5 separate regions of the Mus musculus genome follow, and regions 1, 2, 3 and 4 are each linked to region 5. The links are chromatin loops, found by intact Hi-C in ENCODE. Cell type or tissue: left cerebral cortex. All regions are shown on one strand. Region 1 holds the start of Gm40070 (a long non-coding RNA gene). Region 2 overlaps Ppm1l (protein phosphatase 1 (formerly 2C)-like). Region 3 holds the start of Nmd3 (NMD3 ribosome export adaptor). Region 4 holds the start of Kpna4 (karyopherin (importin) alpha 4). Region 5 holds the start of Ppm1l (protein phosphatase 1 (formerly 2C)-like).

Region 1 (5,000 bases), 59 kb after region 5:
TTGAGGTCAGCTTTGTCTACATATTGAGTTCTAAACTAGCCAGGACTACATAGAGAGATCCTGTGTGCTGGCTAGATTTATGTCAACTTGACACAAGCTAGAGTCATCAGAGACTAGAGAGCCACAGTTGAGAAAATGTTTCTATAAGATTGGGCTATAGGCAAACCTGTAGAGCATTTCTTAACTAATAATTGATAGGGGCGGGAAGCGGAGGTGGGCAGCCCATTGTAAATGGGGCCAACCCTGGGCAATTAGTTCTGAATTCTAAAAAAAAGCAGTCTATCCAGGAGTGGTGGTGCGTGCCTTAACCCCAGCACTTGGAAGGCAGAGGCATGTGGCTCGCTGAGTTTGAGGCCAACCTGGTCTACAAAGTGAGTTCTAGGATAGCCAGAGCTGTTACACGGGGAATTCTGTTTCAGAAAACCAAAATAACAAACCAAAACAAATAGTAAGCCAGTAAGCAGCACATTCCCATGGGCTCTGCCCTCCTGTCTCCAGGTTCCTGCCTTGTTCAAGTTTCTGCTCTGACTTCCTTCAAGTGGAAGTGGAAGTCAAATAAACCCTTTCCTCCCTAAGTTCCTTTGGTCATGGTATTTCATCACAGCAATAGTAACCCTAACTTGGACACCCTGTTTCTGTCTCTATATCACACACACACACACACAAACACACACACACACACACTACTCCCATGCTGGACATGATAGCACATACTATAATCCCACTAGTTGGTAAGATGAAGCAAGAAGAGTCATGGTTCCAAACTTGCCTATATGTAGTGACCCCCTATTTCATAAAGGGGGAAAAAACAGCGAAAAAAAATAGAAGGAGGAGAGAAAGAGAGGGAAAGAGAAAGAGAGAGGGAGAGAGGAAGGAAGGAAGGAAGGAAGGAAGGAAGGGAGGGAGGGAGGGAGGGAGGGAGGGAGGGAGGAAGGAAAGAAGGAAGGAAGGAAGGAAGGGAGGAAGGGAGGAAGGAAGGAAGGAAGGAAGGAAGGAAGGAAGGAAGGAAGGAAGGAAGGAAGGAAGGGAGGGAGGGAAGGACCAGAAGCCAGGTATAGCAGTAATCCCAGCATTCAGGTGGTAGAGGTGGGAGGATCAGAGACTCAAGACCTGCCTTGGCTACATAAATTCAAGGCTAACCTGGGGTAGGTGAGATCTCAGGCTCAAAAGGTAGTGAACAAAGAGAAAGAAATCGGGTCAAGGGTACAAGAAGAGCTCAACACAATGATTTGGGGGTAATCAGATATCAGACAGATATAACTGATTTTTGCATGGACCATTTACACAGAAAGCACATTTCATTCTTGTCATAAATTTAATAACATTTTTTCTAAAGTAAAATATGGAGTTTCACATCTACATGCCTATGTATTGTATATTACTAATTTATAATATATATAAATATAAATATCATTATAATATAATTAGTATATAGTACATAGAATATATAAATGTGTATATAAAATACATAAATATATAGTATATTACATGTTATACATATATTCTACACACTATATATAATATATGCTAATTAAATAATATATTCTACAACATATGCATGTATGTGATGTTATATTTATACTGATATACTTATATATAAGCATATATTATTAGTATATAACATGTTAGTATATACTAGTTAGTACATAATAATACTAATATACTTATATATACTAACATGTATATATTCATGTTATATGTACTCATATATACATATATATTAGTAATAATAAATTTCAGTTTACTTTCTCTTGTTTTGCATCAATGCATTGTTCTGCTTTTAATTTAATAATTTTAAAAATAGAATACATTTTATTCATAAGACCTTTAATGCAGTTCCTCTGAACGCCAGGCATAAGAAACATAGGCTACGGTAACTGCTGCCCCCTTGTGGAATAGTGAAAGAAGTTTAAAGTCCTGTTGCTTCTTTAGCACATCCTCTGATTTAGCTACAGATCATTGTCCTGTAGAAAACAAGATAGGTAGATAAGGTCTGTGTTCTCCAGTACTTAGTGTAGTCATTCAGACAAAATACATTGTTAGAATATTGCCACAAAAGACAGCATCATTCTGTGGTGGGGTTAGTAGAGGAACGCAAGAGCTTTACACAGAAGTTCGTAACCCAAAGGTTCATGAGGAGTCAGGCTAACTCCATACGGTGTGGCTTTCTAGTGAGATTGTTTCCTGACAAGATTTCCTGTTCACTCTTTCTTATTCTTTCTCAGTAGCAGGAAAGAGAAGGGAACAGGCAGTGATGACTAGCCTCAGCCCCTCAGAGGAGGCCAGGAGGGCCTTCATCTTGCCTGTCTGGTTGCATTCTCCAACATCTTTCTTCCCTGTGTGTCTAGAAGGCTATGCAGTGCACACTGCCTCTGTCCTCTCTGCCGAACACTTGTTTGTTTGTCTGTTTGTCTGTCTGTCTCTCTATCTATCTATCTATCTATCTTTTTATCTATCTATCTATTGTTTTTTCGACTAGGTCTATCACTGAAGCTGAAGAGCATCAATTCATCTAGACTCCTCTGCCCCTGTGCTCCAGGAATCCATTTGTCTCTGCCTCTGCTTGCCTCGGGTACATCCAGGTGTCTGAATGCAGGGAATCTGAACCCGATTGTCTTACACAGCAGGCGCCTGAGTCATCTCCCCAAGCTCCAATCTGAAGCATCTTTATTTGTGAGGTTGATTTCTCTTTTTCTGGTTGATATGAAAACAATTAATTAACTGTTGAGCATATGAAGCCCACATAATGAATGGTTGAGTTCAACGATTCCATCAATAGTGAGCTGTTGGGAGCCGCCCTCACATTTGCCATTATAAGATGGCGCTGACAGCTGTGTTCTAAGTGGTAAACATAATCTGCACACGTGCAGGGGCAGTTTTCCCGCCATGTGTTCTGCCTTTCCCGTGATGACAACTGGGCCGATGGGCTGCAGCCAATCAGGGAGTAATACGTCCTAGGCGGAGGATAATTCTCCTTAAAAGGGACGGGGTTTTGCCATTCTCTCTCTTGCTTTCTTGTTCTTGTTCTTTTTCTCTCTCTTGCTCTTGCTTTCTTGTTCTTGTTCTTTTTCTTGCTCTTGTTTTTTCTCGCTCTTGCTCTTGCTCTGGCTCTTGCACTCTTGCACTCTTGCTTTCTTGTTCTTGTTCTTTTTCTCTCTCTTGCTCTTGCTTTCTTGTTCTTGTTCTTTTTCTTGCTTTCTTGCTCTCTCTTGCACTCTTGCTCTCTGGCTCCTGAAGATGTAAGCAATAAAGCTTTTGCCGCAGAAGATTCCAGTTTGTTGCGTTCTTCCTGGCCGGTCGCGAGAACGCGGGTAAGAGTGAGCAAATGAACATGTGTTGAGCATGCATGGAGCGTGTGAGGTCTGCAGCATGTACTAATGATTCATGCGGGAATTATGGCATGATAACTAAGGAAATGAGTGACACCCGTGTGAAGATATGAATGGTAGCATGAACCCACAAAGGACAGGACCATGTCTTACATACTCAAGCTAGGTTACTTTTAACTGATATCTAACATAATACTGTACCTATGTCAGGGTACTATATGATATTTCTACTTATCAGTGTATTATATTTTTAATATCAGTTTAAGCATATCTATTACCTCAAACCTCTCCCTCTCCCCCTCTCCCCCTCTCCCCTTCTCCCCCTCTCTCCCTCTCCCCCTCCCCCTCTCTCTCTCTCCCTCCCCCCTCCCCCCTCCCACGCCAGCTGTTTCTGCCTCCCAGTACTGGGATCAAAAGCATGAGCCACACTGCCTGGCTACTAACCATTGCTTTCTGGTTAAGAGAAGAAGAAAAAGGAGGAGGAGGAGGAGAAGAGGAGGAAGAGGAGAGGAAGAAAAGAAACAACACCACCAAAAGAAGAAACCTTTCTTTTAGCTTTTTGAGATAGAGATTATATTTAATGAATCTAGACACCCAACTTCACCACCACGAGGCCCTATCAGAGCACATGCAGGGGAGCAAGTGCATCCACGAAACAGGTTGTTATGTGACAGTGTAGTGTGGAAAGAGGCATTCCTGAGTTAGGCTATGGAAAATCTCTCAAGGAAAAAAATAAGTTACATTTAAAGAAAAGGTAGAGATTTCCTTACAGGGACAGAAAACAAAGGTGAGCTATGGCAAACAGAAGGAGTTAGGCTTCTTTCTCTCTCTGGATAAAATCCAACAATGATTCACACTCAGAGAAAAGCAGCCATGTGATAGAAAGCCAGCCAACAATCGCTGAGGCTCACCTAAGCCACGGATGAGAGAATCATAATGCCTCGTCTGGACCGCACAGCGAAGGAGCAATGGAGTGTTTTCCTCAAAGCTCGGCTATCATCCATTAAGCAGCTGGGTCACATTGTAAAAACCACCTTCCAAAGGATGGCTCAGTGTCTTGTTCTAAACACAGTACCATGGTCGAGATGCAGCTGTCTGCTGTGCTCATAATACCATAAGCTGGGTCTAAAACTAGAAGAAATGTAAAAGCCAAACCCCACCAAACGGCAGTCTGAACCCTTGTGTTCTAATATCCTTCCCCACACAAGTTCAAGGTTCTATTTAATGACAGGGAGACGAAGAGGGGGAGGGAGTGGGGGAGAGGAGGAGGGGGAGGGGGAGAGGAGGGGGAGAGGGGCAGAGGGAGGGAGAGGAGAGAGGAGAGAGGAGAGAGAGAGAGAGAGAGAGAGAGAGAGAGAGAGAGAGAGAGAGAGAGAGAATATGTTCATTTAGCCATGCAGTTCAGGAAGATACAATTCTCACACTAGAAACTTTAAATTGTGAAAAATACCAAAGTTATCATTCAGGAAAGAAAAAGATCATGGCTTTTGCTCTGTGAAAAGTTTGAGTCTGGGTCAAAAACAACCCATATGGTGGCTCGCAGCTGTCTCTAACTCTAGATCCAGGGGAGCCAGTGTTCCCTTTTGGCCGTTGTGGGCACTAGACGTCTATACAGTGCGGGTAAAATGTACATGCAGGCGAAATACTTACACATAAGATAAAAATAAATAA
Region 2 (5,000 bases), 53 kb before region 5:
ACTGGCAATGTCACCTCTCACACAATACCTCAGCCCAATACCTGTGATACACTGTAATGGAATGATAATTTAATTCAATCAATGTGGGGAACAATTTAGTGATAGCTAGTTAAGCTTAAAGTATGCATATATTACTGGCTGATAACTTCATCCATACAAATATATCCCTAATATCTCTTTCATTTATACTCAAGAAGTCAATACAAAAACACTCGCAGCAACATCAGTGACAGCAACAAACAGGAAAACTACTGACACATCCATTATCAGAAAAACAGACTCAAAGTTTGGAGCTGAGACGAAGGATGGACCATCTAGAGACTGCCATACCCGGGGATCCATCCCATAATCAGCCTCCAAACGCTGACCCCATTGCATACACTAGCAAGATTTTGCTGAAAGGACCCAGATATGGCTGTCTCTTGTGAGACTATGCCGGGGCCTGGCAAACACAGAAGTGGATGCTCACAGGCAGCTATGGGATGGAATACAGGGCCCCCAATGGAGGAGCTAGAGAAAGTACCCAAGGAGCTGAAGGGATCTGCAACCCTATAGGTGGAACAACAATATGAACTAACCAGTACCCTCCCAGAGCTCGTGTCTCTAGCGGCATATGTATCAGAAGATGGCCTAGTCGGCCATCACTGGAAAGAGAGGCCCATAGGTCATGCAAACTTTATATGCCTCAGTACAAGGGAACGCCAGGGCCAAGAAGTGGGAGTGGGTGGGTAGGAAAGTTGGGGGGGAGGGGTATGGGGGACTTTTGGGATAGCATTGGAAATGTAAATGAAGAAAATACCTAATTAAAAAAATAAATAAATGAAAAAAAAGTCAGACTCATCCATTATGGTAAATCTAAGATAAAGACTTGATATCTGAAATTCGCTAGCTGTGTGTCATTTAATGTTAAAAGCATGAAAGAAAACAAAGATTATTTTGCAACCTTTATCTAAATACACGTGAAGTGTTGGTGAAGAACTCTGCCACATTATTAACGCAGAGCTTAAAACCCTACCTTTATCTAGGTGCCTACAACCAAGTACAGTAATGAACCCTATGTATACTGTATACTGTCCTAAATATACAAATTATGAAGAAGTTTAATTTATAAATTAGGATCAAAGATTGACAATAACTGAAGAGAATTTATAGAAATAATAAAACAGAATTGTTATTAAAATACCATAAAATTACTTCTAAATTTTAGATTGCTATTTCTGAAATTTTTCCACTTAACATTTCTCAAACCACAGTTGAAAACAGTTAAGTGAAATCTCAAATAAGAAGACACTATTTTATACTTTCACTGAAATCCTGACAAAGTGATGGTATGGGCTCACACCCATAATGCTATCTCAGAGAGGCTGAGGTAGGACAAAAGTCATATACGCATGTACAAGGCCATCTTGGGCCACATAACAATTCCCAGGCCAAACTAGGCATAGAATGAGACCCTGCCTTCAAAGGGAAAATAAATGAGCTAACAGAAAGACAAAAGTAGTATGTTTGTAGCCAGTGATGTTAATCTTGTAAATGTGTAGAATGGAACTCAACAACCACTCAAAAGGGCACCAAGGAGAAACTATATTTGATAATGGGCACCAAGACAGAAGGGAAGACAAAAGTTGGCTAAAAGGAGCTCAATACCTCAGGGAAGGCATTTCAGTTAACCAGGATTTCTCAACACTACATAGAGGCTTGCAAACAAGTCTACTGCCCCATCTGACTGATGTGCTAATTTTACATAAAACATGCCTGGGACTGTTCTTTTCATAGTTTACATGGTTTCATGTTCCATACTAACTCCTAAGATGCAGCTGTCTCTGCTCTAATCAAACCTTTGCTTCGTGTCCAACGCTGCTCTTGACATGTCCATACATCCTGCCAAACCCAGTGTCCTTCCTCCTCTTTGCTATCTTCCGAGCATCTGGCACTATTAAAGCTGACTCTCCCCTCTTTGAGAATCCCTGGCACCTACGTCTCTGCTCTTCCCATACTATGATTCCTTCAATCAAGAGCATGTACTGATTTTGCAAAGAACCCAAGTTTGGCCAACTATCTGTAAGGACAGCTCTAGAAGATATAGCGCCCTCTTCTGGCCTCTGTAGCCACCTGCTGTCACATGCACACACCCAATCACATAAGCAAAATTAAAATTTTTTTAAAAATTCTTTAAAGCCCTTTCTTTCCATCTGCTAACTGCAGGTCTACATATTATAGTAATGGGTAACTACACTCTATGTAATGTATTAACAGCTCCGCAATTCATTCTTGGGTCTCCACTTCTGTCTCTGTTTCTACCATCTACTCCAGGCTTCCATCAAGAAAAGATACTCACTGGTCACTATCTCTTCCATCAAAATATATCCACAAGAGAATTTCCATAAACCAACGAGCCTCAATCACATCCAACTCCCCTTAAAAGCTTCTCCCATCAGTGATAACACAGTTGTCTTAAAGTATTCAAGTAATTATGAGATCAAGAGATAAGAACCCAAAACTCATCATATACATATGTATGTATGTGTGTATACATATATATACATAGATAGATAGATAGATAGATAGATAGATAGATAGATAGATAGAGATATACATTTAAATTCTTTCTCTTACAATAAGCCTGTCGCCATTTTTCTATCAGATTACGGTCATTCTACATTGTACTCTATGCCAATATCACCAACAAGAACTTATAATCACTAGTAGCTATGCTGATTTTGCTGATAGCTATTCTAATCTAATATTATTAATTTTAAAAGACTCGGACATAATAGAATGGAGAGAAAAAGGAAGGAGAACTAGCTGTGGAATAACTACGTAGCCAAGGTCCTCACTGTAAGGGCAAAATAAGGTCAAAAGAAAGGCCAAGGCAGCTCTCAGATCGGATAACAGGGCCTCATGAATGGACAAAGCTGCCTTCCTGCTGCCCACTGATGCAGCAATACAGAGCCATGACATCACCTGTGATGCTCCCAGCCCCACCTCTCTTATCCCAAGCTCGAATTGGGGGGCTTGGGTTTTCCTCTAGACAGGAAAGAACTCTACCCTTGATATAAAATTAAAGAATTTGGGGACATTTTTAACTCAAACCAAAAATATCCCATCACTACACAGCCTGAATTTAGTCGGTCTAAAAAAAAAATTAGATTCCGTGACTTCAAGTCTCACATTTTAACTATATTTTCTCAGGCTATATTTATGTCTTCAAAAGAAAATGAGTTTTCTTTCACATTTCATTACATGATTTTTTTTTTCTCTCCCCAAAGAAAAACAGGGTGTAGTAAATAATCCTCACCCTTGTCACAAAGACCTCACCTTAACAGCCACCATCAAAATCGCTGCTGGTCACTGACACGCTCACGTCTGCACACGACCCATCTCCCATCGCCCAAGATTCCTGAGTCTTAAAACAAAAGACCCCAGAACTGGGACAGCAAAGGCAGGAGAGGCTTACAGCACAGACCAATCTGAGCTGCCAAGCAAGAAAGCAGAGTTGTTTAATGGAAATCTAGGTGTTACAGAACAATTCCATCTCTTCCTTGACTGAAGCGAAACGGGGAGCTCTATGCAAAGCAGAGGCTTTATATTCCGACAGCGTATTTTTGTGAGAACACAGAAAGCAGAGAAGGGATGTGGGGAAAATGATCTTGGTTACCTGAATGGTACGTATTTCAGTAAGATGTCTTATCCTTTTGGTTTGAGGCATCTGAGCCTGGGGAAAATGACTCAGCATTCTCATCCTGGTCTCTATCCACGGAATCGACAGAGTGCCCTTATTCAGAGCCCTGCCCTAGGCAACAGGTCAAACGCTCGGTTTGTTTTAGCAAATGATAACTTTCTCTTCATTTCTCCACCTCTCCCCTTCTCTTGAGCTCTGCTCGGGCTTCTGGGAAGAATTTCTCCCTGTGGGATGCCAGATATTTCGAGCCCATAAGAACAGTTATACCCTGCAAGAGTATCCACTGAGCAAAAATGTTTTAGCCCTGGATGAAACAGGTTTCCCACAGCCTTTAACATGCCAGTGAGGGCCCGGGGCTCTGAAAGTTAGCTGCAATGTGCAAGCATTTCCCAGTCATATTTGCCAGCAGAAAATATAGGCTCCGGAAAAAAAAAAAAAAGTTATACTTGACGAACATTCTGCTGAAATGGAAGACGGTCACGGACAAGCATCTGAGTCAGATCCTAGAGCTAAGTACCATGACTGTGAAGAGGACTCGGGCTGCTGCTGGGTTAGGTCCTAGACGGAGCCTTCGTTCTGCTGCATCCTCCTCCTGTTTCGCTGAAGCTGAAGCTAGTCCACTGTGCCTGTGTGCGTGGTCTGTGCAGAACCCACTGTGCAGGACCCAGCTGCCCAGCTACACAGCCCCTCCAGAGGGGAGCCCAGGAGATGAAGTCTAGGCAGGGAGGAAAGAGGCAGCCCTTGGAGGCAGAAGGTTGAGCTCTGTCCAACAGCATCTGCTGTGGGCTACTGTTTTGTTTTGTGGCTTTTCTTGTTTTATTCTGCTTTTTTGTTTTGTGGTGCTGGGGATCTAACTCGGAGCCCCGTCCGTGCACGTGGGACAAGCCAGCACGGGCTCCTCTACTGAGCTATCATCGCAGCCCCGTGTCTTCCTTCGGAATGGCTCCTTTACTTTACTTTTGTGATCTATGCAAGCTAAAACATCTTCCTAGTTGGTTTAGAAAAATAATACTAATCTAATGCCCTTAAAAACCTCCTTTTTCCCATTTGTCTATAAGGACGCTGCTGCCCCGGGTCCCTTGTTTGCGATTATACGGGTGCAGGCAGGCGAGTGGTCGAGGCGTGCTCCCCAGACCTGTGAAGCTAAATCAATAGCTTAGTTTGCCCTGGATTTATGACAGGATGCAGAGTATTCTTTCTATATTTGTAGAACAATGCGAAAATTGCATCTATCTTAGTTCATAAACAAAGGAACCGCCAAGACAACTGCTGTTAAATAATTTCTTTAAAGCTACAAGTCTGTTGCTGCTCCGTGGTT
Region 3 (5,000 bases), 410 kb before region 5:
ATTTTGAATTCTTACAGAGGTCCACAGACAATTTCCACATACACAAAGCAAATGCTAAACCTATCTGGGAAGTCACAGGCATATAATTTTTATATTCACTGACAAGGTTTAAGTCTCTCACTAGACATATGGATAGATGTAAACAGATGTAGCCAACAACTAAAGGAACGAAACTGAAGAAAGAATGCATCAGCTCTCAGAAGGCGTCTTCTACTGTCAGATTCAGTATCTCACTTTTATACAAATATTTTTTCTATCCTTACCAGATTAGTAGGACAGTAGAAAGCACAGCATAAAACTGCAAATTATTATATCCTTGGTAACATCAACTAGGTAAAAATTAACACTCAACAGCACGTTTCATTCCGTATACTTCAGAGTAATCTCAGCATAACACAGTGGCTCTCTGTATGAAGACCAACTTAAGGAAGCTAAACAAGTAGTAATGTACTGTACCTCTGACACTGTTTGCAGAAAGAAATGGAGACCTGCTTTGGAACACCTTGGCTGATGTCAACTTTACTTCGTAAACAGGCCACACAAATATTGGCAGGATTTGGACTAATTGGGACACCACATTCACAGCACAAGCTTGAGAAAATAAAGCAGATTTTTTCCAATTAGATTTTATACATTTACTAGTCAAAAACAAAACAAAACAAACAAACAAAAAACCCCTACCAAGCCAAAGCCTTCAAGATTCTACTGTTTAAAGTGGGGGAGGAGACACTTAATGGGTCAAAGTGCTTCCAGCTCTTATAGCAAACTGGGGTCAATTTTCAGCACACAAGAGGCAGCTCACAACCATCTGTAACTCTAGTTCCAGGAGAGTCTACCACTCTTCTGATGTCCATGGCCTCTTACATGCACTTAGCACACACACATACACTCACGAATAAAATAAGTTGATTTGTTTTTAAAAGACAAGTGGGGTGTGGGGGGAAATCTTTTTCGTCTTAACAACCAGGAAGCAGGGCACACAGATCTGTGAGTCTCACGCCAGCCAGAGCTTCATGAGAGTCTGTCTCGAAGAGGGGAAAAAGGCAATCTTAAAGACAGAGTGAAGAAGAATCCTGAAACATCGGCAAAAATCAAAGGGCCATAATTCTGAAAATGCTTAAAGAGGGCACTGTGCGACTTTGTCATGCTAATGAACTTCATGCAATGATAGAAATGTCCTAGTCCCTCATCTCTTCTTTAAAATTGGAAAACTAAGAAAAAAAGAAATTAGCAATGCAAATAGTCTAACAACAATAGCAAACACTAATGTGCACATAAATTCAACAATATAAACAAAAGACAGCCAAGTGTGATGGTGCAGACCTTTACCCAGCACTTGCGAGGCAGAGGCAGAGGCAGACAGATCTCTCTATGAGTTCCTGGTAAGCAGGACTTAACATGGTAAGACTGTCTCAAAAGCAAAAATAAACAACAAAGAGAAACAAACAATATATGTAAGATCCGTTTCTCGTTTCTCTTGCATCTGACTCGGCTAGTGGGTGCCCCCTTTGTTCTGAGCATCTACAATGCGTAGATGCGAACAGGCCCCCTTTACAGGGACCCACAATGAACAGTAAAGGAAAATGTACGTATTCCATGAAAACAGAAAGGAGATTATTAAGGAAAGGAAAGGGACCTGTGAGGGGGTAGGAGGGTTAAGGAAGATCAATGGTAGGGTAAATATGAACGCTGTACAATGTTAAATATGCGGACCCTCCTATATACATGAAAATATAATGAAACCCTGTATTTTATGTTACAAAGTAATTTTTAAAAGGAGAAATAGACAAAAATACAGGACAAGAAGAGCACCTATGCCTACCGATGCTCTAAGCTACAGGAGTATAACTCTATAGTGTACTGGAGGCAGAAAAATTTTGTGAAGCAGGCCTGACATAATCGCAGCACTTGGGAGGCTAAGGCTGAAGGGACAAGGCTCTCAAGGTCAGCCGTGGCTACAGAGTGAATTCCAGGGCCAATCTAACAGGACTGGCTCCATCGAAAGTAAGATTTCAACGAAACAGCAGAAAAAGTCTGTGAACCTCCGCCACCGTGGCCCACGGCTGCCCAAAGAAAACTAAGATAATCTTCCAGTGGTGGCCACTAGCTGCACGTGAGCACCGCATACCATGTGGCTAGCACGACAGAGGAGCCGGGTGACAACCGTACACGTCCACTCGTGCCCCTCTAGGAGGACGTCTTCTCAAAGCACTCATTTTTTTCTACACCGGACTTAAAATGGGGTAGACTTCCTATGCGATCAAGACCCAACCGTTTTCTCCCACCGAGAAAAGGACCTCTCCTGCTAGCGTTAACCGTTTTCTCGGTATTTTACGATCTGCAGACGCCAAGGGATCGATCAGGGCGGGCTCGCAACTCACATGTGTCCCGGGCTGTGCTCAATGGACTCTGCCATGTACTCCATGGTTCGCGCGCGACCTATCAAGGGGAGGGAAGGACCGGTGAGACTTGGATCCATCAGGTCGAGTCTCCTGAGTTCGGGGACAGCCATGCGTGCGGCACACAAGCCCGGGGGTCGCGAGCCGCCGCCCAGCACGGCCCTTCCGCCCTCCTCCGCGCCGCGGCTCCGCATGCGGCCGGCCTCGGCCCCACACCCACGCCCCGGCGCCCGTGCGGGCCGCTCGCAGCCCGGGTACAGGGCCCGGCTCGCTCCCTCGTCTGGCCGCTGTTGGCGCAGGAGCCGGGTCTCCCACCCAGAACCTACCAGCAGCTCCGTGACAGGGCGAAATACACCCACAGCGGGCAACCCGCCGGCCAGGACGCACTACCGGCTACCTCAGCCGCGCTACACACCTACGAAGATCTCGCGATAGGAGAACCGGAAATCCCGCGTGCTGAAGGGTGCGGGAGAAGGGGACGGGTGGGCGGGGTCAAAGAATACACGTGTAGCAAGGGGCGGGGCCTATGGAGTGAGTGGGTGGGGATACGGGAGACCGGGCGAGCTGAGCAGGCTCGGGACAGTGATTACAACAGTTTGGTGTCTGTGATAGGCTCACCGTTCCACCCGCCCCCGTATCTTTAAAATGCACTTCTCAGCTCCTGGGGAGAGGGCTCAGCAGTTAAAAGCAGTTGTTCTTACAAAGGACCTGGGTTCAATTCCCAGCACTCACAGGGTGGGCTCACTGACGTCTAGAGTTCCATTTGGAGAGGATCTGCCGCCCTCTTAACTCTGAGGCCACCAACCACAAACTTGGTGCATATATATTCATGCGGGCCAAACACTCAAATACATAAAATACATGGATCTTTCTAAAGAAACATGGCCACTGTAAATATCACCATGGACAACTTAAGAGTATCGAATCGCTGTTTACTAAACAGTTGATGCAAAAAGAAAAAGAAAAGAAAGAAAAACTGAAAACTCTCTATTATATTGCAAACACTGTACTTTTAATAGTAAGCAGAAAATATAAAATGTTTTTCATTAAAGAAAAGTATTATTCTTAAAGAAATCATCTGAAACATATTTTTCTCAGAAGTGGATCCACAAAATAGATGAAAACAGGTAAATCCGCAACTGTAACCGAAACTGATGTCAAAAGGAAGACCCTAGCATTTCTAAGGTCCGAAGAGGTGTCAGACGCCCCGGAGCTGGAGTTACAGGTGGTTTGAAACTGCCCAACACAGAGGCTGAGAACCAAGCTCTTCTGGTCCTGGGAGAGAGTAGCAGATGTTCTTAACTGCTGAGCCACCACCTTTCCAGCTCCACACAATCATCTGTGTTTTATAAGACATTTATAATGAACATGGAAATGTAACTACAGTATAAACTTTAGTTACTTGTTTTTTAAAGATATGCCTAATTTCTACTAAAACAGACAAGGGTGTTTATGTTCTCCACTTTTAATAGAGTGTTGGAAGTTTTTAGCTAGGGCTGTAAGACAAGGGAAATAATAAAGGGAATACAAATAAGAAAGGGAGAAACCAAAATATTCTTATTTGCAGATGCTATGATTCTATACATGAGAGTCCTAAGAACTCCAATAGAAGCCTTAGCGTTGGAGGCTGGGGAGATGGCTGAGTCAGTAAGGTGCTTGCCATGCAGGCTCGAGGATCTGAGTTGGATACCCAGCACCTGCATAAAGAGGGGAAAGTGGTCTGAAGAGATGGCTCAGTAGTCCATACTATTATTCTTGCAAAACACTAGAGTTCAGTACCCAGCATCCGTATTATCATCTTTGAATGGCTTATAACTTCAACTCCAGGGGGATGCCTCTATCTTCTGTGGGCTCCTGCACTCATATTAACCGTCGGCACTATTCAGGTAAATGAGGCAAAGAATTTTTCTTACTAAGCCTGCCTTTAGCCAAGTGGCATATCTAGAGGATCACACTATTCCAATTTAGGCTAATGACTCTAATTGGACTCCAGGACCCTATGACAGTAGAGGGTCTTTGTTCCCCAATGAAGAGGGTTTAAATTTGAATTCATCTTATCAAATAGAAGTGGGAGGATTTCCTTTTTGGATTGGGCATGAAGTTCATATTTGAAAGTTATAGCTAAGGGGCAGTTATTTATTATTCATAAATGAACAAATATGAAGGACCCAAGAACCTATTCATTTGAATAGGGGAGGGGTTTGAAGAAAATATTACTAATAGTCTTTCCATTCCACCTCATTCTCCTCCTCGCCACACTCCTGTAGTCTTGGAGGTAAGTGTCTGGGAACAATGAAGAGGATCAGAGCTGTGAGCTGTGAGTAATTCTTGCTGTGGTAACTTCATACCTTGGTGCCTACAGGCTCTGCTTGCACCAAAGGTGCAGAAAGACACAGAATTAAGATAGTTCTATAATCAGCCAGGCGGTGGTGGTGCACGCCTTTAATCCCAGCACTTGGGAGGCAGGGGCAGGTGGATTTCTGAGTTCGAGGCCAGCCTGGTCTACAGAGTGAGTTCCAGGACAGCCAAGGCTACACAGAGAAACCATATCTAACAAAACCAAAACAAACAAACAAAAAAAAAAAAACAAAAAAAGATAGT
Region 4 (5,000 bases), 190 kb after region 5:
ATTACTTTGTATCTAAAGGGTTGTTCCCACCATTCCATTATAAGTTATCTTCAAGAGGCTCCTATCCTGCAGTTCTCTTTATCCCCCATTCCCAAAAGAACTCAATCCTTTATCTTGTTGAACCCATTGTCTTTGTATTATACCTTACAAAAGCATCCTCCTTTGACTTTATATAAGGGGTTTATAAAATATTCGCATCCTAAACATTCATTTCTGCATGTGGTTCTGCCCAAACAAAATATACCAGAAAGAACCAGAAGCCAAATGTTCCCAAAGGGTTTTGTAATAGAGTTTTTTGCCAAGTTCAGACACATTTAGCTTTCCTCTTCCTTCTGACTCTGAACTGCCACTGCTTCACAAAAACCACACAATTTGGGGAACTAATAATTGATAAATGAACACACACATTTGTTTGTTTTTAGACAGGGTATTATGATGTAGCTCAGCTGGCCTCAAACTCATCTCCACCTGCCTTTGCTAGATTTAACGTGTGGATCACTATGCTCAGCTTAAATATAGTTTTGAAAACATGTCCTCACTCTCTTTTCTGAGCCTAGGGCCTCCAGCATAATTAGCTTCTTCCAATGAGTTGTATTTCTATTATTATTATTATTATTATTATTATTATTATTATTAATTTATCTTGAGATGAACCCGCAAGAGAAGAGGGGAAGTGTCACTAAACTGCTCGAAGTGGCTTTGGACTCTTGCTCTGGCTGGCCTTGCTCTTGGGCTACTTTAACAGCTCCTCCTCTTGCCCAGTAGCTACGATTACAAACCGAGTCACCGGCCCGGAGCGATTCTGAAAAATTTGAGAGGCTCTTTTGTACCTGTTTTACATCCGCCTTTGGTTACAATGTTCCTGGTTAAGAGGTTTCTTTGGGATTAACTTCCTTTATCAAGAGTCACAATGTTGCATTTGCTATGTCATGGCTCATAGTCGTCATTCTCTATAAATTAATACTTTGTGATCAAGCAGTTTAATTTCCCAAGAGAAACTGCTCAAAATGGGGGTATTAGGGAAGGACCAATTTTTCTCAAGTTTCTACCTGTTGCGAACCTTCTACCTTCCTTTTCCTACCGGGTCCCTCTAGCTTTCCCTTCAGTTTTCAGAATGCACATCACCGTAGTCAGTCCTAGCCACGATGCCGGGTCCTAGGTTGGTTCGCAGTTCCCAGAACAGGACTCAGGGTTTAGGACTTCACATGTAGCTTAGACACACCTCTTTGCCTTCCAAAGTGAATGAAGCGCTCAAGTAACACCGGGGGAGAAAAGAACGAAGTTCAGAACCCCAACATCTAAAGCCACCCCGGGAATCATCCCACCATAACCAGGACCACTACACCCTGCCCATCCCCGCCCGCTCCCGGATCTGCTGCTCTTCGGCTGCCTCGGGTTTCTCCCTCCGCGCGTGACCCCTCCCCTCCCAAGCTCCTGCGCCCCGTCCCTTTCCTGCCCCAGACTCTCCCTTCCCCTTTCCTTTCGCTCTTCCGTCCCCCGCTCTCCATCGTCCCTTTTGATTGGCTAAGCACTCCGGAGCCCGGCCGGCCAATCGGCGGACCGGGTTGGCGGCGATGGGCGTGGCCGTAAAGCCGGGCCCTCAGATCGAGGCTGCCTCCCCCTCTCAGCCGGCAGCACATTCCGCCGCCGTTGCCGCCGCCGCCGCTGGCCCCGCAGTCGTCTTCGCCAGAGCTGCTGTGGTACCCGAGCTCAGGGCAGGAGAGGCCAGCCAGGAAGCGGAGGCCCGGCGGGCGAGAGGAAGCGAGCGGACGGGCGGGCGACGCAGGCGGCGGCCGGCTTCCTGGGAGCGTCTGTGCGGCGCGGTGGTTGGGGCGGATCCCGCGGGGCCCGGGCGGGTGGGGAGAGTCGCCGGCCCGGCCATGGCGGACAACGAGAAATTGGACAACCAACGGCTCAAGAATTTTAAGAACAAAGGCCGTGACTTGGAGGTACAGTGGGGTCCGCGGCCTCCGGCCCCCGGCGGGACGCGGGGTGCGTACGGAGTCGGGCGGGCGCGGCGGCCGGCATGGCGCTGGGCGGGCGGGCGAGCGGCCGTGACGCGGGCGCCGCGCCGGGAAGTTTGTGCCGGGCCTGCTCCGCCTCCGCCGGCGACAGCGCCGGGGCCCGCCGGGTGCGGCCTAGGCCTGTCCTGTCGAGCCGGCCAGACACGGGTGAGGGCGGCGGGCATATCAGCCGCGGCGGAGGCCCCGCAGCGGCGGAAGCTCAGGCTCTGCTCGAGCCCCCGACGCCAAGCGTCGCGGGTGGAGGGCGATGGGGGAGCGAGCGGCGACCTCGGAACTTCTCCGGGCCCGAGACGCCTCCACATGCAGGTTTTCCTAATCGCCCCGACTCTGGTTTTACTTCAATGTCCAAACTACAGGAGTCAACTTCTCCGCTGGAGAAAAAGAAAGAAAGAAAGAAAGAAAGAAAGAAAAAAAAGCCACCCCCGCCGCGAGAGGCGGTCCTGGTGATGCTAAGCAGTGCCTTCCAGCGGCCTGGGTTTCAGTTTGGTCCTAGCTGATTCAAAGATGTGGCTCACGATGTGTCCCTTTCCAGTCAAAAGATCACCTGCCTCCACCGCCTTATTTGAGCTTGTCCACAGATCTTTTTACTCCTCTCTGAGAAGAGACCACCAGTTTGCATTCTTACATAGAAAAGTCCAAAGGGTTATACAAAGCTGTCATCCCCTAGTCTTCTCGGTATCCTTTCTCTCCACCTCCTGGTGGTGGTGGCAGTGAGGAATCCGGTAGGCTATGGACTGACACCATCACGTATTATTTTAAAGGGGGGAAGAAGGCTTCGTTGTCATAGACACAGTTGCTTCCAAGGTTCGATGTATTAAGCACACAGTTTCTTTCCATTGTGACTTTTTTTTTTAATATAGGGAATTTAAAAAAAAAGTCAAGCTTTTAGCTTCTTATCCCCTTTTATGTTCTGGTAACTTCTTCAGACTGCTGTGGTCGGTTCCTGAATTTGAGCATTTTCGGGATAGAGATGGCAACTTTTGTTGACTTTTCCCAATGCCAGTCAGTCTTTTAATGTAGTTTATCCTCTTTTAGCTTATTGCAGTCGTTAGAAGAACTGTATGTCCCAGGGTGTGTGTTGCTATTTAGAGATTGTTTGAAAGTTAAGGATGCTTATCTTTGTGATCATTTTTTATAGTGGAAGAAATTTAAAAAAAAAAATTTTTTTTTAGATTTGTGTATAGGGGTGTTTTGTCTGGATGTGTGTGTATGTGCATCATGTGTGTGCCCTGTGGCCAGGGAGCCCATCCTTTGGAAGTGGAGTTGCTTCCAGCTGGGAGCTGCCATGTGAGTGCTTAGAACTGAACCATTTCTTCAGCTCCCAAATTTAATCTCTTTATTGGAGTAATTTACATGTAACAAAAGCCAACTTTTTAAATGTATAGTTCATAGTTGTCATTAAATTTACTTGTTGAAAAATACCTATTTATTTTTACTAATATGAATATCTAGAATGGGAAAAATCACAAGTTAGGGAATATAAATTTGATAAATACTCCAAAGTTAGAAATTTTAGAAAAACATCAGGTAACCAAACAATCTCTAATTTTTTTTTGCTACCAATTTTTAACAGGTTCCTTGAAATGTGATTCATATACTATATAATTCACCCATATAAAGTGGTTTGTAATGTGTTTAAATGGTTGCACAATCAGCACCTAAGTCAAATCTTAGAATATTTTCTACTCTTTGAAGAACTCCTGATATATGTCATTAGCAATGATTCTCTTTCTCAGCTACTCCAACCCAAAGCAATGTTTGTTTTGATTGCCTATTCTGAGTGCTTCATGTAAATGGAATGTACATTTTAGGATACTTTGTGGCTACCTGACTTGAAGATTCATCCATGCTGTAACAAGAACGTTTCTTTCTTAGGTCTGACTAATATTGTTGCATATAGTTATAGCACATTGTGTTTATGTGTTTATCTTCATAGAACCATGGTTAACCCTTGTTATCGGTCACATCTTATTGCTATAAGCATTTATGTACACATTCTTGTGTAACAGTCTTACTTCTTTTGGCTACAAACCTAGAATGCTAGGTAATACTGGAACTTTGCATCTAACTTTTTATAGGGTTGCCAGACTTACTTTCTCCCTTTCCACCCCTCTTGTTCTTTTCTTTTGGACAAGGTCTCATTATGTACTTGTAGCCTAGGAGAGCCTTGCACTCTCAACCTCTCTCCCTCATCCTCCTGAACACTATCTTTTACTGGCATTATCCCTGCTTCCCTCTCTCTAGTTGTGGGATTGCAAGCATGTGCCACCACCCTGTTTTAAGTTATCTTAAAAACAAAAAACAAACAAAAATGTAATTTACCCTTACTCTGTATTTCTTGCCACTATAGACTAATAAATTAATACTGAATCAACCTGGCTACTATGATAGGTGATTTTAAATTATCTATAAATGCATATTAGATGTATTTTGAGATCATATCTGTAGCCACTACTAATGACTGAATTCATGTAGGTGCATTGGAAATTAGAATATTTTAATTTTCTATCTATAAATATAACATGACTAAATAAAAATTATCTTATTTCTGTGACTTACTCAAGATCACATAAGTGGGTCTTGTTCAGTGGTAAATCATAGTATGTAGGATGCCTTGGGTTTGATCCCCAATACCACAAAAGAAAACAAAAGCTTCTAAAGATGATGAGTACTTGTAATAAGACAGAAGCATCTTGTATTACTTCTAGGCAGTCTATTTGTCACTTATATGCCTGAATCTTTCCAAAGCCTGTTAGTACATTTTCTTCCCCTTCAGATAGCTAACTGCATTGGGTTATGTATGTAATATGTATGTATACATATATGCATATACATTTTATATATATACACACACATTATATAACATGATATAGTTACTGCATTGTGTTACATATGTAATGTATGTGAAATGTAACAGATAATAAAATACTGCTTTTTTTGAGTCTTAATATTTACGTTTTGGAGGAGGCAGTTCTA
Region 5 (5,000 bases):
AGAGGACATCAGCATCCCCAAGCTGGCCACTGCATAGAGGTCAGGTGTGCCTAACGCCGGCTCTGAGCGCACTGCCACCTCTGCAAAGGCCAGGCAGCCAAAACCCACCACCAGCGAGGCACCCTGTCCCACGTCCTATGGCTCTAGCAAAGTTGGCAGAGTTGGGAAGAAGCGAAGCGTTGCAGCTGGGAGTCCTTCCCTAGCGCGAAGCGAATAGAAGTCGGAGCTTCCTTCACCTTCACCCAGTCTATCCAACTGGTGCAGGCTTCTTCTTTTAGGGGTACACGAAAGACACGACGTTCCTTAACTGCCTCAAACTCTAGAACCGGGACACTGAGGCCTGGTGACAAAGTTCACTGCATATACTATTCATTCTTCCCAGAAAACTAGCAGTTATTAACTGGCTTCTGACCTTGGGAACTTTATATTAAAATGGCACGGAATATCCAGTGTCTCTCGTGTCTCTCAGCTAAAGTGAACGCTCTCATACCCAAGATCTCCTTGGCAGGGTCTTGGGAACTTGACTCACCTTGTCATCACCAGGTCATTACCACGCCCCTCTCACCCCGATCCGACCCCGCCAAGCACGAGACGCCCGGTTATTTACACACACATAGACCCAGAGAACTCCTACCTCGCCGCCGTGCCCATCAAAGATTCCGAAGATGGACGGGTGCGTCTTGTTGGCTAGATCGGTGAGAACTTCGAAGCGATCTTCCATGTGGTCTCTCCGGCCCTGGATGGAGTACACCGCCACATTATGGCTCTTGAATTCCCAGGTCTTGGAAAACTCGGCCTCCAGCACATCAAGTCCTCCAAGACGATCGTTCTGCATAATCTCGGCCACCTTGCCCTTCACCATCTTCACCGCGTCCCGGCTAGACTTAACGATGGTCTTCACTTCGTCCGTGTGGAAGAAGTAACTCCAGAGAGCCAAGCTGATGCACAGCAGGAAAAGCGTCTCGGGTCTCAGTAAGAAGTAGCGCATGATGCGACCCAGCAGAGACAGCAAAGTCATTGTATCCTCTATCATTTATTATCCCTAGAGCCCGGACCAGCAGCAGCGACGCGTGCCCCGCAACTCGCGGGGTCCGAGTACTGCGGGCACTGCCCGCGGGGACCAAGGCGGAGAGGCAGCCCGGGCCGACAGGGTGAACGAACCCACGGCCGCTCGGAACAGTCGTCCAGAACGATGGCAGTTTCCCTTTTGTCTGGGCAGCCCGAAGGCCCGTGCCTGCCGCCTGCGCCGCCTTCCCTCCCCGCGCTCTTTGTGAGACCGCAGCGACGGCGGCGGCGGCGGCCGCCGCGGGTGCCCCGGGTGGGCGACAGGAATCAAGTTAAAGTTGCGCCGAGCCGGTCCGCAACGGTGAAGAGGATTTCGGGGTGCCGATGCCCGCGCGGTCCCTTTAGGGGTCCCCCCTCGCGGTTCCCGGGAGCGATCGGCAGGTGAGGAAGCGCAGGGCGCAAGAGCCCGGCGGCGAGGGTTGCACGTTCCCTCGATCGCCGCTGCAGGCGAGCTTGGGGGACGAGACAGCGGAGCGTTGCGATTTCGTCACACATCCAGGGGGGGTCCCCGAAACAATAAAAGTTTTGCCGGTGCCTGGGCAAAGGCAGGGGGACACCGAGCTGGGAAACGCAGCACGATGGGTGCGGAGCCGCCGGCAGGCTCTGCCTGCCTCTCCCCAGCACCTCTCAGCTCGGCTCGGCTCGGCTCGGCTCGACTCCGCTCGGCTGCTCCCGGCTCCGCTCGCGCTCGCCCCTCCCCTCCCCGCACACGCTCGCCCCGCCCCGCCCCGCCCCGGGAGTGGCGCTTCCAGATGCGTAACACTGTCACCCGGCTGGGGGCCCGAAGGAGCTCGCCGGGGCGGACGCACGTGGGCAGCAGGCGGGTCGGGGGAGAGCCGCGGGGGGTGAGCGGCAAATCCAGCCGCCCAGCTCTAGCCGATTGTCGATTCTGCCTTGGAGGCCGGCTCCCAGGGACAATGTGATAGTGACGTGAGGTCACTGAACGTCGGTTTCTTGGGCGGCACGGCTGCTCGCTGGGGAGCCGGGAGCTGTACCTGAGCCCTCCCCCCCTCCGGCACGCTACACAATGGTACGGTCCACGCCAGACTTTTCGTAGGGCTAGCGAGATGGGACACATTTCTCCTGTCTCAAAAATCGAAAGTGAGTGATTACTTTGGCCACCCGAGGCAGCTGCCACAGAGACCCGCCGGGATCTCCCAAGAGGCAGGACTTGGACTCGGACCGCAAGAGCTATGTCTCTCTGAAGGCAGAACCGGGGATCTCAGAACCGGAGGCTTGACGTGTAATGGCAAACGCCGGAGGACCAGGAAGGGCCGGCCTCTGAAGACTGGGACTGTGCTGGTGGCCACTCATCCATAAGGAACATGCTTGGAGTGTCCCTCAGCGAGCTACTCTGCCTATGGTTCAAGTTAGAAATCCTCTGGAGCCTTGAAAGTGACAACCACCTTCAGTCCTTGCCGAAGATGAGGGCAGGAGTTTGAGTAGGCAAAGGTGGACCTCAGCAGGATAACTTGAAGTTGGGGCAAGGACTGGTCGCCTAGAATATGAAGCAAGTAATCTTTAAAAGGAACTTCTCTTTCTCTCTACCTCTGTCCACGAAGGACGGTGCTGACCCACCGGACTGACGGTCAGGCATCCTGATAGTCTCCCAGCCAGTGTTCCCCCAAACACTTCTGCCTTCTTTTGATCCCAGTTCCGTCTTAAGATATAAAATATAATTACTGCAATAAAATATAACAAAATGTTCACAGTTGGCAACTAAAGTAACTTTAAACAATTTACATTTTGTCCAGATTTTTGTCTATTCTCCGTAACTGCTAAAGTTTCTACAAAAACCTGGACTTCCCTAACAACAACAACAGAAGAAACATGCTTAAGTATTTAAATAATATGACCCCAACAATATAAACATAAGTAGGAATGATGGGAAAGGAATATAAGCAACTGTTAAGAGTATATTTTTGAAAACTAGGATATGTCTTTAATTATGATTATGGCCATAGTTTTCGATATTGTCCACCTGATCGAGAAAATATGAAAATGGGTCATTTCATTCAACATTCAAGAGGTTCCAAAATCAGATAATAAAAGAAAACTCCTCTAAGAACTGTAGCTAGAGAGAATGTCTAGGTATTGTTAGGACAATTGTAATTATTTCTTACTGTAATAACTTAGCAGATTTGAGGTATATTAGTACTTTTGTCCATACAATTTTGTCTCCTCCAACAAACAGTTTGTAGATAAACTGATAAGGATTCCAGAAGTCTGACCTCTCTTGAAGTCACTAGTAGTAAAAGTCCCAGCCCAAAGGTCCTCTGCCTGGACTCCAAATGCTAGGATTAGTGAAGCTACACCTAGGTATGCGATTCGTTTCCCCAAAACTAAGCAAGCATGATTACTATAATGGCTTGATTCAATGAATTAAGAAGTAAACTTAGACATCTTTCAATTCTGTGATGTTATGCTGTGACATTTACATCCAAGTGATTCATCTGTGTAAAAATCAAAAATATTTTTTGAAGACCCTCTAGGCATTTCCCTATTTCTGTTGAGAAATTCCATGTAACTTACAATGTGTAATGCCTAAGTAAGCATTTCGTTATAATTGACTGTAAGTTTAATGTGCTGGAAAAATAATAAAGCCCTTTCTGCTAATGCCAAATTCACTTTTGCTTATTCTGATTTACAACTGCTTTGTCTTGTTGGTTTTGGGAGACAAGATCTTCCTGTGTAACCTTAGTTGTCTTAGAACTCAACATGTAGACTGGGCTCTCTCTGAACCCATAGAATCTTCTGCCTTTGCAGATGTGTTCTACCACACCTGGCTGCACAGTTGTTTACAGATATCTGTATTTGTTTCCACCCATACAACAATCTTCTAATGAAGACAGAGCCATGTTTATTATCTGTGTTTATGATAGGAGAAGGCTAAAGCCCAAAAACAATGAATATCACAATATAGCCAAGAAGAAATTGAACCCAATTCTGATCACGCAGTACTCTAACATCTACTGACTCCCAGTGACATGGAGATGGTTGGTATAGTTTTATATTTTTCTAATGACATTTAGTCATTTTTTAACAGTAATATCAACAGCCACAAAAATCACATGGATTCTTATGACACAGATTTGGGACAAACTGCTATCAGTACCTGACACAAATACAAATAAATTGTTCTCCACCTAAAAACCCTGTTGCTTAAGTGAATTTTTTTTTCTAAATTTCACAAGAAACAAAGAAGTGGTGTAAAATGCATATTGTATAACTACTTCGTCTGTACAGTACAAATAACTCAGTAATAACACTAAGCTAATGGCAGTCCTAAGTTTTTATCAGATAGGAGAAAAGTGACAATTACTTGGCAAGGACCGGAAAGATGGCTCTATTGGTGACGTACCTGCTGCTCAAGCCCACTCAAGCATGAGAACATGAGTTTTGATCCTGTCGTCGTGTTTGCTGTGAAGAGACGCCATGACCATGGCAACTCTTAGAAAGAAAATAATTTAACAGGGCTTGCTTGCTTAGAGTTCAGAGGTTTAGGCCATTGTCAAAATGGCAGAGAGCATAAAGGCATGGTGGCAGACAAAGTGCTGGAGAGGTAGCTGAGAGTTCTGCATCAGTAACCACAGGCAGGAGAGAGAGAGAGAGAGAGAGAGAGAGAGAGAGAGAGAGAGAGAGAGAGAGAGAGAGAGAGACTGGGCCTGGCTTGGGCTTCTGAAACCTCAAAGCCTACCCTCAGTGACACAGTTCCTCCAACAAGGTCACACCGACTCCAACAGGGCCACACACCCAAGATGCTACTCTCTGTGAGTTCATGGGAGCCATTTTCATTCAAATCACCACAGCACAATCACCAGTGTCAAAAGCTGGGCATGCACCTATGATCCCATTATCGGAGCACTGGAGACAGGGTGAGCCCTGGGACTTGCAAACCAGCCAAATGGTTAGTTCCAAATTTAGTGTGAGACCTT

Evidence for each region. Hi-C counts contacts between places; a loop is a spot of excess contacts. Peaks named below come from ENCODE experiments on the same cell type or tissue, not always from the same donor. Only the 100,000 strongest peaks of a DNase experiment are listed, where the experiment ranks them.
Region 1: a loop joins it to region 5, with 8 times the contacts of the local background. A loop is called at or near these places in 7 of 42 quality-filtered maps.
Region 2: it touches region 5 in a loop (2.2-fold over the local background); 5 of 42 quality-filtered maps call a loop at or near these places.
Region 3: a loop joins it to region 5, with 3 times the contacts of the local background. A loop is called at or near these places in 6 of 42 quality-filtered maps.
Region 4: a loop joins it to region 5, with 6 times the contacts of the local background. A loop is called at or near these places in 8 of 42 quality-filtered maps.

Annotation. Positions count from the first base shown.
Region 1 is chr3:69,254,132-69,259,131 of GRCm38, reverse strand. Gm40070 (a long non-coding RNA gene) reads right to left here and starts at 4,524. Exons shown (of 3, transcript XR_867357.1): 1 at 4,241-4,524; 2 at 1,826-1,964. In left cerebral cortex, a CTCF peak has its summit at 1,890 (motif pointing left); a DNase peak (open chromatin) is centred at 1,887.
Region 2 is chr3:69,366,658-69,371,657 of GRCm38, reverse strand. All of the region lies in intron 1 of Ppm1l (protein phosphatase 1 (formerly 2C)-like), which reads right to left. Among named protein-coding and RNA genes, the nearest start is that of Ppm1l, 52 kb to the right of the region's middle. In left cerebral cortex, a CTCF peak has its summit at 2,093 (motif pointing left); DNase peaks (open chromatin) are centred at 3,007, 3,585 and 4,089; H3K4me3 peaks cover 839 bases; H3K27ac peaks cover 2,030 bases.
Region 3 is chr3:69,719,848-69,724,847 of GRCm38, reverse strand. Nmd3 (NMD3 ribosome export adaptor) reads right to left here and starts at 2,793. Exons shown (of 16, transcript NM_133787.2): 1 at 2,726-2,793; 2 at 2,382-2,439; 3 at 457-591. The coding sequence starts at 2,425. In left cerebral cortex, a CTCF peak has its summit at 2,693 (motif pointing left); DNase peaks (open chromatin) are centred at 2,137, 2,443 and 2,858; H3K4me3 peaks cover 2,374 bases; H3K27ac peaks cover 1,171 bases.
Region 4 is chr3:69,123,681-69,128,680 of GRCm38, reverse strand. Kpna4 (karyopherin (importin) alpha 4) reads left to right here and starts at 1,589. Exons shown (of 17, transcript NM_008467.4): 1 at 1,589-1,949. The coding sequence starts at 1,881. In left cerebral cortex, a CTCF peak has its summit at 2,735; DNase peaks (open chromatin) are centred at 1,547, 2,057 and 2,565; H3K4me3 peaks cover 3,059 bases; H3K27ac peaks cover 2,009 bases.
Region 5 is chr3:69,313,600-69,318,599 of GRCm38, reverse strand. Ppm1l (protein phosphatase 1 (formerly 2C)-like) reads right to left here and starts at 1,682. Exons shown (of 4, transcript NM_178726.3): 1 at 635-1,682. The coding sequence starts at 1,033. In left cerebral cortex, no CTCF peak of the experiment used is centred here; DNase peaks (open chromatin) are centred at 1,055, 1,283, 1,878, 2,075 and 1 more place; H3K4me3 peaks cover 2,973 bases; H3K27ac peaks cover 1,748 bases.